3 separate regions of the Homo sapiens genome follow, and all the other regions are linked to region 1. The links are chromatin contacts, found by Hi-C or POLR2A ChIA-PET in ENCODE. All regions are on one chromosome and are shown on one strand. Each heading gives the region's core, a stretch centred on a gene start or an enhancer-like site at or near the end of the contact. The rest is flanking DNA. Distances are from core to core; before and after follow the strand shown.

Region 1 (2,700 bases), core at 56-2,555:
AGTGGTGTGATCTCCACTCACTGCGGCCTATGCCTCCTGGGTTTAAGCAATTCTCCTGCCTCAGCCTCCCGAGTAGCTAGATTACAGGCAGGCGCCACCACACCCAGCTAGTTTTTGTATTTTTTTAGTAGAGATGGGGTTTCGCCGTGTTGCCCAGGTTAGTCTCGAACTCCTGGCCTCAAGTGATCCGCCCGCCTTGGCCTCCCAAAGTGCTGGGATTATAGGCGTGAGCCGCCACGCCCAGCCTGGGTTTCTATATTAGAATAATCCTAGGCAAGACAACCTTCTGAGCCTTGCCATTATCACCTGGAAAGCAGTCTAATACTCATTGCCATGCCATGTTCACAGGGCTGTTGCGAGGATAAAATGCAAGAATGATGGGGAAAAAAATCAAGTAATTATAACTGACATTTGTTTTATTCAGAGCCAGACACTGATGCAAAGCATCAGGACGATGCTCTGACGGAGGAGGAAACGTAGGGCTGAGATCAGCTTCGTGTGCACATTGGCTTTGATCAAACTGCTGCACAGCGACCGGCAGCTCCACCCTGGTGAAGCAGAGGGTGGAGGTTAAACGGCTCAGACCCTGGGTCTGGCTCCATCTCTAACCGTGTGACCTTGGGCCTGTAGCTTAACCCGTCTAGGGCTCCGCTTCCTCTTGCGTGAAATGGGGATCACAGAAGGGGTTCAGACGGAACTGAGGGTCCATTTAAAGCTCTGGGCAGTGATGTCTTGGCATGCAGTTCATTTTCACTTTACCATTATATTTGTTCTTACTGATTTAAGGGCAGCACCATGACTTTTGTGGCGCTTGGCGGGGTAGAGGGAAGTGTGGTCAGGAAGCCTGGGGTCTGAGCGGCGCGGGACCTAGGCCGCTCCTTTCCTGAGCTTCAGTTTCCCGCCTCAAAATGATGGGTGGATTGGCTGAGCTACACCCACCTTTCCCGCCCCTCGGCGCTTGGCTGCGCAGCGACCCTCCTAGGTGGGGAAACTCCCACCACCCCATAGGCCGAGGAAGGGGCGGGGCAGGGGTGGGGCCTGGCGAGGGTAGGGTCCGGCCGCCCCACCTGCTGCCGCTCACCTCTAGGCTGTAGTTGCCTCGGATGGCAGTAAAGTCGTCCAGGGCTTCGGCCGCGCTCCCCTCGTCCAGGTTCAGCTCCTGGCACAGGGCCTGTAGCGCCTCCCCGGCTGCGGCGACCACCGCCGCCCCCTCAGCGTGGGGCTTGTCCTCGAACATCCCTTCAGGCCCCGCGGGCTGCGCGCCACGGCCCCCGACTTCTTTCTCCCTCCCAGGCGCGCTACCCACAACCACCTGCGCCAAAGCGCGCGAAAATCTGCAGCTGCGGGACGTGTTGTCATCCACCGTCTGCCTCCGCTTTTCTCCTCAAAAAAAGTCCGTTTTTCCTCCGGAGCTCCTAGCAGTCCCTCCCCGGAAATGTGATAAGAAGATGTACCTCAGATTCTGAAAGACCTGTCCTTGGCCCTTGGCTGGTCGCGGGGGGCCCAGCCGGCGGGACAGAAAAAGAGCGGAGGGATCCTCAGCCCGCGCGCAGAGCCTGCTGGGAGGTGTAGTCCATCTCTTGGGAGATGAAGCCCGCGGCCTCCCCCTGTCTTCCTGGTTAGGCTCTTGGGTTTTGGGGCAGGGCTGGGCTGCCTACTGCGAGGTGGCCTCGTGCAGCGTAGTGAGATGCCTCCTCTATCCACGGGCCCTGGGTTTGTCACTGTCCCTGGGCGCCAAACATAATCTGAGCTGTACCCCTTGAGTTAGGAGATGGAGGCTGGAAGAGAAAAAAGTAGCCCCTGGACGAAGAGGGGCCTCTTGGGACTCTCCCCAAAGTCCTAGTGCCCAGTGAGTGGTTCGCTAAATGACAGAGGGGAAGGATTGGTGACGGATATTAGAAGACGAATCCTCATCTCATGCTAGTCGCTAAAAGAGGCAGGCAGAGAAGACTGCAGTAAATGAGGCAGGAGAATAGGGTCTGGAGGCAGGGAACCTATGGCTGTTTCACGTGACTTCTTAGAACTAAATTGAAAGGAAAACCCCAACTTTCCACGCCTAAGTAACAAAAGAACCAGAGGCTGTTCCCTTGGACCTTTTCTGCATGGCAGATGGGAAATTGGCTGTCTGCAACAAATCACACTGAGCGCCTTCCAGTCTTTGTTTGCAACTTTGTAACTTCACTCCAGCCTCTGAACGGTTGCTGTCCACAACCAATCAGACTGATGGCGGGAGAGTCTTCCTTTGCATAGAAGTATAATTTTGTTAACTTCACCCTGGCCTCTGATTGGTTGCTTTCTGCAACCACTCAGACTGATTGTGGGCTACCACTTCAGTTACATCAAGAGAGCATAAAGTGGCCAATGGGAAACTTCTAGAGGGTATTTGGACCCCAGAAGATTCTGTGTCTGGGCCCTTGAGCTGCTGCGTGGGTTCGCTTCCCCACTATGGAGTGTACTTTTGTTTTCAATAAATCCCTGTCTTCGTTCTTTTGTTGTTCCATTATTTGCTTTGCCTGTAATCCCAGTACTTTGGGAGGCCGAGGCAGGTGGATCACTTGAGTCCAGGAGTTTGAGACCAGTCAGGCCAACAAGGCAAAACCCCGTCACTACTAAAAATATAAAAATTAGCTGGGCGTGTGGGTGCACTTGTGTAATCCTAACAACCTGGGCAACTGAGACATGAGAATAAAGAATCGCTTG
Region 2 (2,700 bases), core at 103-2,602, 630 kb before region 1:
AGAGAGCTGGGGTTTGCTGTCAAGGAGCTTAGGATGTCCTAGAACTTTGGTGCAGGGAATGAGATCAGCTGTTCAAGCGCCTTGTCTTACAGATGAAGAGATGAGGCCCAGAAGGGCCAGGGACCCACAGAGGTTTGAGCCAGGACTTCTGGGTCCTGTTCCATGGCACTGCCTTTGAAGAAGTCACTGTCATGCTGTTATCACCTGCCCCTGGTGTATAATGACAATCTCTAACATCCTTTGACCTTTTTACTGTGTACGCTGTGCTTGGTGCTTTACTTCAGCTACTTGCAGTGGAAAAGAAGAAGGGCTTGGTGCCTGGCCTGGAAGTGAGGGGTGCAGGATCCCAGTTCCCACATCTCACCCACTTTTAGGGATGTCACTTTCCTTTGGGCTTCAGCTTCCTAATCCATAAAATGGGAATAACATTCCTTATCCTAAGACTGATTCTGAAATCATGGAATCCCTCAAGAATTGTGTGAGCAGCGGCTCACTCCTGTAATCCTAGCACTTTGGGAGGCCAAGGCAGGCAGGTCGCTTGAGCTCAGGAGTTCAAGACCAGCTTGGGCAACAAGACAAAACCCTGTTGCTCCAAAAAATACAAAAATTAGCTGGGTGTGGTGGCATGCGCTTGTATTCCCAGCTACTTGGAGGAGGCTGAGGCAGGAGGACAGCTTGAATCCAGAAGGTCAGGAGGTCGAGACTGCAGTGAGCTGAGATCATGCCACTGCACTCCAGCCTGGGTAACAAAATGAGACCCTGTCGACCGGGCGCGCTGGCTCACGCCTGTAATCCCAACACTTTGGGAGGCCGAGGCGGGCAGATCACTGGAGGTCAGGGGTTCGACATCAGCCTGGCCAACATGGTGAAACCCCGTCTCTACTGAAAATACAAAAATTAGCTGGGTGTGGTGGCACACGCCTGTAATCCCAGCTACTTGGGAGGCTGACGCAGGAGAATCATTTGAACCTGGGAAGCGGAGGTTGCAGTGAGCTGAGATTGCACCATTGCACTCCAGCATGGGTGACAAAAGCAAAACTCTGTCTCAAAAAAAAAAAAAGAAGAAACTGTTCCAGAGAGTAGAAACTCTGGGTTTCAGAACCACAAACGCCTGGTTTTAATCAGTCTCCATCATTCACTGCGTTTGTAATCTTGGGCAAATTATTTCTTTGAGCTTCAGTTTTCTTATCTGGACTCAAGATCTGTACTACAGGATTATGATGAGGATTAAATGAGATTATGTATTTTTTTTTAAATCTGGTGCACAGTAGGCACTTAATAAATGTGAACTTTCCCTTCCCAAAAACATCTGGGTGACTTTTCTCTTTGTAGGAACTAGACAGCCCAGTTCCCCCCCCATCCCCCCCACCCCCGCATGCCCTGTGGTTGGGGTTTAGATAACTAGGAAAGCACCTGTGGCTATTCTAATAGTAATAGGAGTGATCTTCTCATCTCTCCCAGGCTGTGTGAGGCATTGTGTAATCAGCCAGGCTCTTTCCCGACCATTGTTCTCCACCAACAGGCCTGGAAGTCGGAAGCCAGTGGAGTTCTCCCTGTTTCACAGGTGAATGAAAAATAGGGGGCCCAGAGAGAGACAAGGACCTGCTCAGGGGCCCACAGCCACAGCAGTGACAGGCAAACTTGTAGCCCAGGCCTCTTCTCCACAGCCCGCAGCGTTTCTCCAGGTTTATGGCTTCTGCCTGATAGCCTACCCCTCAGGCCGCCTTCCCTGGGTCTGTTCCCATCTGTTCTGGGAGGAGGGTTTTCTTGACATTTCCCCAGTCTCTGAGCTCATCTTGAATTTAAAAGGAGGCTATCTGGAGGCTGGGTGGGGACTGAGTCACCACCTCCCGTGGCTTTCTCATCCTGAGCAGCAACCAGACACACCCAGAGGGCCACTGCTGGAGACCTGCAGATTGTAAATGCCACACAGGCTTTCTTCCCAGAAGCTCAGATGGGCTCTTGCGGGAAGGCTGTCATCGTGGTTCTGTATGTATTTCTTCCTTCCCCTAGCCACTTTGAGAAGTTGTTGCCTGTCCTTTCCCGCTTCAGCCTTTATTAATGCTGTCCTCTTCCCCTATAGTGCCCTCTCTTCCCCTAGAGGCCCACACTGTCAAATGCCACCTCCCCCAGGAAGTTTGTCCTTGCTGGCTCTGGAGTCCCAGCAGGACTCCTGAGGATGCTTACGGCATGACCTTGGCAGGTCACGCCACCTTTCTGTGCCTCAGTTTTCTCATATATAAAATTTGGGTTTCTTGTCTTTATAAAGCTCCATCCCTAGACACTCTCATTTGGCAGGTCTTGGGGCAGGAATCACATGCCCCTAGGTTTTTAAACCAGCTCTCTAGAGGATGCTGGTGCTGAGAGCCTGTCGGCTGCAACCTGGGAAAAGCTGAACTGAGAGGACCCTGGTTTGCATGACAGCCTAGCTTGTTGCTGTGTGACCTTGGATTAGTCAGCTTTCTGTACCTCCGTTTTCCTCCCTATCAGATTGGGATGGAAATGAGAACTCGTGTAGTAACAGCCCCTCAATAAATGGCAGTCATCACCATCATCAGCTTTGTTTTGTGTGGGGATTGGTGGTTTTCAGAAGCAAGTCACCTTTCCCCTACTTGGTCCTGGCAGCAGGCACTGTCAAGTCAGACTGGGCCAGGGTGCAGGCTGTGGAATTGAACACCTGAGCAGGAATGAAGTCTAGTC
Region 3 (2,700 bases), core at 162-2,661, 1.0 Mb after region 1:
TTCATCAAGACTGCAACCCAGATAAGTCCAGTATTAGGAAAATTGAGACTGCATTACCCAAGTTCTGTTAAAATATGAAAGTTGGATGTTACATGTGAATCTCAAGAGACAAGATCTCCTTCTGTGTCCCCAGATTTCATGGTCTAATTTCTTCACTCCTCCCTATAAATAGTAAGTCCATGATTCTTCTGGTTTAATTAGCACTTCAGGCTACAAAATGACTTTGAGGTCTTCAGAGCTGAAGATGGAGCTACCCAAGAGTCCATGAATCTGTCAAAATGCTTATCCTTTGTGACTAGAGCCATTAACTCTCTGTGTCACCTTCCTGGGCAAGGTATTTTCCTCTCTGGGCCTCAGTTTTTTCTTTCTTTTTTTTTTTTTTTTTTTTTTTTTTCTTTTTGAGACAGGATCTAACTCTTGCCCAGGCTGGTGCAACCTTAGCTCACTGCAGCCTCAATCTCCTCGTCTCAAGCTATCCTCCTATCTCAGCCTCTCAAGGAGCTAGGACTACAGGCATCTACCCACGCCTGGCCAATTTTTTTCTTTTCTTGACTTTTTTTAGAGATAGGGACTCACTATGTTGTCTAGGCTTGTCTCGAATTCTTGGGCTCAAGCAATCCTCCCGCCTTGACCTCCCAAAGTGCTAGGATTGTAGGCATGAGCCACCACAGCCAGCCTCAGCTTTCTTACCTGCAAAATGTAGTATTGGACTAAATTATCTCTAGGTTTTCTGCGAGCCCTAAAAGCTACGATTGTTGTGCTGCATAAGAAGCATATGGGACTGAAGTCTGAGAACTCTGGATGGTATATCCTGGGCACGCAGTACTATTTGTTAGAGAAATGAATAGTATCACCATTGTGCTGTGTATACATAGGAAACCCTGGAGACCATAGTCTAAAGATCGGGGCACAGGAGACAGTGCCACGACCGGGAAGATGGGAGTAAACACAGTAGTTCACTGCACAAAATTCATATTTGGTTTATTTGGGATCTTTAAGAAAAAGCCATTTGCTAGCATGGTTTCCTCTTTTACTTTCTCCTGGAATAATTCATCTGGCTAAAGCTCATCGCTCACTGCTACCTCTGTAGGATTTTCCATTTAAAAATCATGCTTCCACTCTGAGGCACAGATTCAATTAAGAATCCATTCTCCTGTACAGTAGGTTGGGATTCATACAGCTTTATGTAGTGTTGAAAGCCCAGTGTGTTCACTTTTTTTAGACTCAAATAGTTATTTTGCATTAAAAATTCATTTCTACCATTGGTTTGATAAATATTAAAATTAGCAGGCCATTTATCTAGTATTTTTTGTGAATAAGAGGCAGCTGTGATGAGTGAAAACTCATATCTTCTCATCTCCTCTCACTATGATGACCTTGGGCAAGTCACTCAGCCCTTGGGGACCTCAGCTGCTTCTTACAGGAAATGAGTAGGGTTGATTACGTAACCTCTGAAGTCCTGTGACTAGGTTTTCAGAATATTTCTTCCTACTGAGAATCTTAATAAACTCAGTACCTGAATAATGTACTCCATAGATTTTAAAATACTCACTATACAAATTCTTAGGAAAGAAAGTAGTTACCAACATACTTGTTAATAACTGAGATGTTTGTAAAAAGGGCCTAGTGCTTTGGTACAAATTAGGGACTCAGTGGTGGCTGTTACTATGTTAAATAATGAATGCAGGTATTTATAAACACATGTAACAAGATTAAAATAGATGTCTGCTGGAAGGAGTAATAGAGACCACATGGCTAGACCATCTGCAGCATTTACAACAGAGTGGTCAAAAACCTGTCATCCTCAACCCCCCTCACCCACTTTAAGGGTATGAAAAGAGTCAGGAGTTAAGAGGTAAAGGAAGAGGATTTGGGATGAGAATTATTTGAAAAGGGCCATTGGTGTGTTTGGCATCTCCCTAGTGGGAGCAGTGGGTGCCACCTACACTTTATCTCAAGATTAGGGGAAAGGGCCTCCATGGAGCTTAGTATGTGTCCCTGATCTGGTGGATTAAACAGACCCCTGCCTGGAAAAGTCTGAAGGATGAGATGCCAGTGCTGGCTAAGTGTTTGATGACGAAGCAAGGGAGAGGCTGGGTGCAGACTCCACTCCTAGAGTTTGTCAGGGCAGAGCATGCATGTAGAAGAACTGGCCTGCATCCTGGGGTGATAGAGCCTGGGCAAGAGGCCCGGGGTTTCAAGGAGGCGAACTTCAGACTCACAGTGCTGAGGAAGGAGTAGAGCAAAGAGCCAGGGAGAAACCCTCACCCCAAGAGACCCCAGGTGATGGGAGATGAGGATGGGAGACTGGGGGAAGGGAGGGGAGGAACCACTCCAAGGAGCATCTGAGGAGCCCATGGGGGAAGGAAGCTGTTAAACTTTGTTAAACTTTTGCCCAGCAGCGCCCAGTCACCACCACCAGACCTTAAGGACTGTCTCTTGCTGCTGCTTCACTCCCACTGCTGTGTCCCTGGAAGGGTCAGAAACGGTAAACAAGGGAGGCCTCCCTTCCCGGATGCTGGCCTCCCTTCCCAGATGCTGGCCTCTCGCCCCCAGCAGACCCAGAGAGGTCACCTTCACATGATAGGCTATTTTGATTGTAACATGGGCTTGCACATTTACATCTCTGAAATGAGACTGTTTTTACACTTTAAGTGTGACTACAGGAATTTTTTTAAATAAAAATGACTAGAGAAGTTA

The links. A loop is a pair of places that touch in the nucleus more often than their neighbours do. ChIA-PET counts read pairs that join two places held with the same protein, here RNA polymerase II (POLR2A). Pooled maps may share reads with other maps.
Region 2: a map of CD8-positive, alpha-beta T cell shows a loop between it and region 1 (12-fold over the local background). The contact joins the enhancer-like site here to the promoter of RBL1 in region 1. A Hi-C loop is called at or near these places in 5 of 168 maps with a recorded cell type or tissue (B cell, CD4-positive, alpha-beta T cell, CD8-positive, alpha-beta T cell and 1 more), 6 of 37 single-sample maps with no recorded cell type and 15 of 50 pooled maps.
Region 3: a pooled map shows a loop between it and region 1 (6-fold over the local background). The contact joins the enhancer-like site here to the promoter of RBL1 in region 1. A Hi-C loop is called at or near these places in 1 of 37 single-sample maps with no recorded cell type and 2 of 50 pooled maps. POLR2A ChIA-PET finds 5 or more read pairs at or near these places in 2 of 52 experiments (H1 and activated CD4-positive, alpha-beta T cell).

The regions. Positions count from the first base shown.
Region 1 is chr20:37,094,692-37,097,391 of GRCh38, forward strand. RBL1 (RB transcriptional corepressor like 1) reads right to left here and starts at 1,306. Exons shown (of 22, transcript NM_002895.5): 1 at 1,082-1,306. The coding sequence starts at 1,237. RefSeq lists enhancers at 665-764, 998-1,674, 1,325-1,594, 1,715-1,764 and a silencer at 1,035-1,094.
Region 2 is chr20:36,463,804-36,466,503 of GRCh38, forward strand. The region is part of intron 7 of DLGAP4 (DLG associated protein 4); the gene reads left to right. Among named protein-coding and RNA genes, the nearest start is that of MYL9, 76 kb to the right of the region's middle. RefSeq lists enhancers at 205-1,131, 1,132-2,057, 1,633-1,812 and a silencer at 1,703-1,997. Within about 2 kb of position 1,353, at least 25 of the 41 ENCODE cell types and tissues checked have a DNase peak (open chromatin) inside an H3K27ac peak, as active enhancers do; they include CD4-positive, alpha-beta T cell and CD8-positive, alpha-beta T cell, where a contact is called at or near this core.
Region 3 is chr20:38,093,085-38,095,784 of GRCh38, forward strand. No RefSeq gene overlaps it. Among named protein-coding and RNA genes, the nearest start is that of RPRD1B, 61 kb to the left of the region's middle. RefSeq lists a silencer at 1-117. Within about 2 kb of position 1,412, at least 20 of the 41 ENCODE cell types and tissues checked have a DNase peak (open chromatin) inside an H3K27ac peak, as active enhancers do.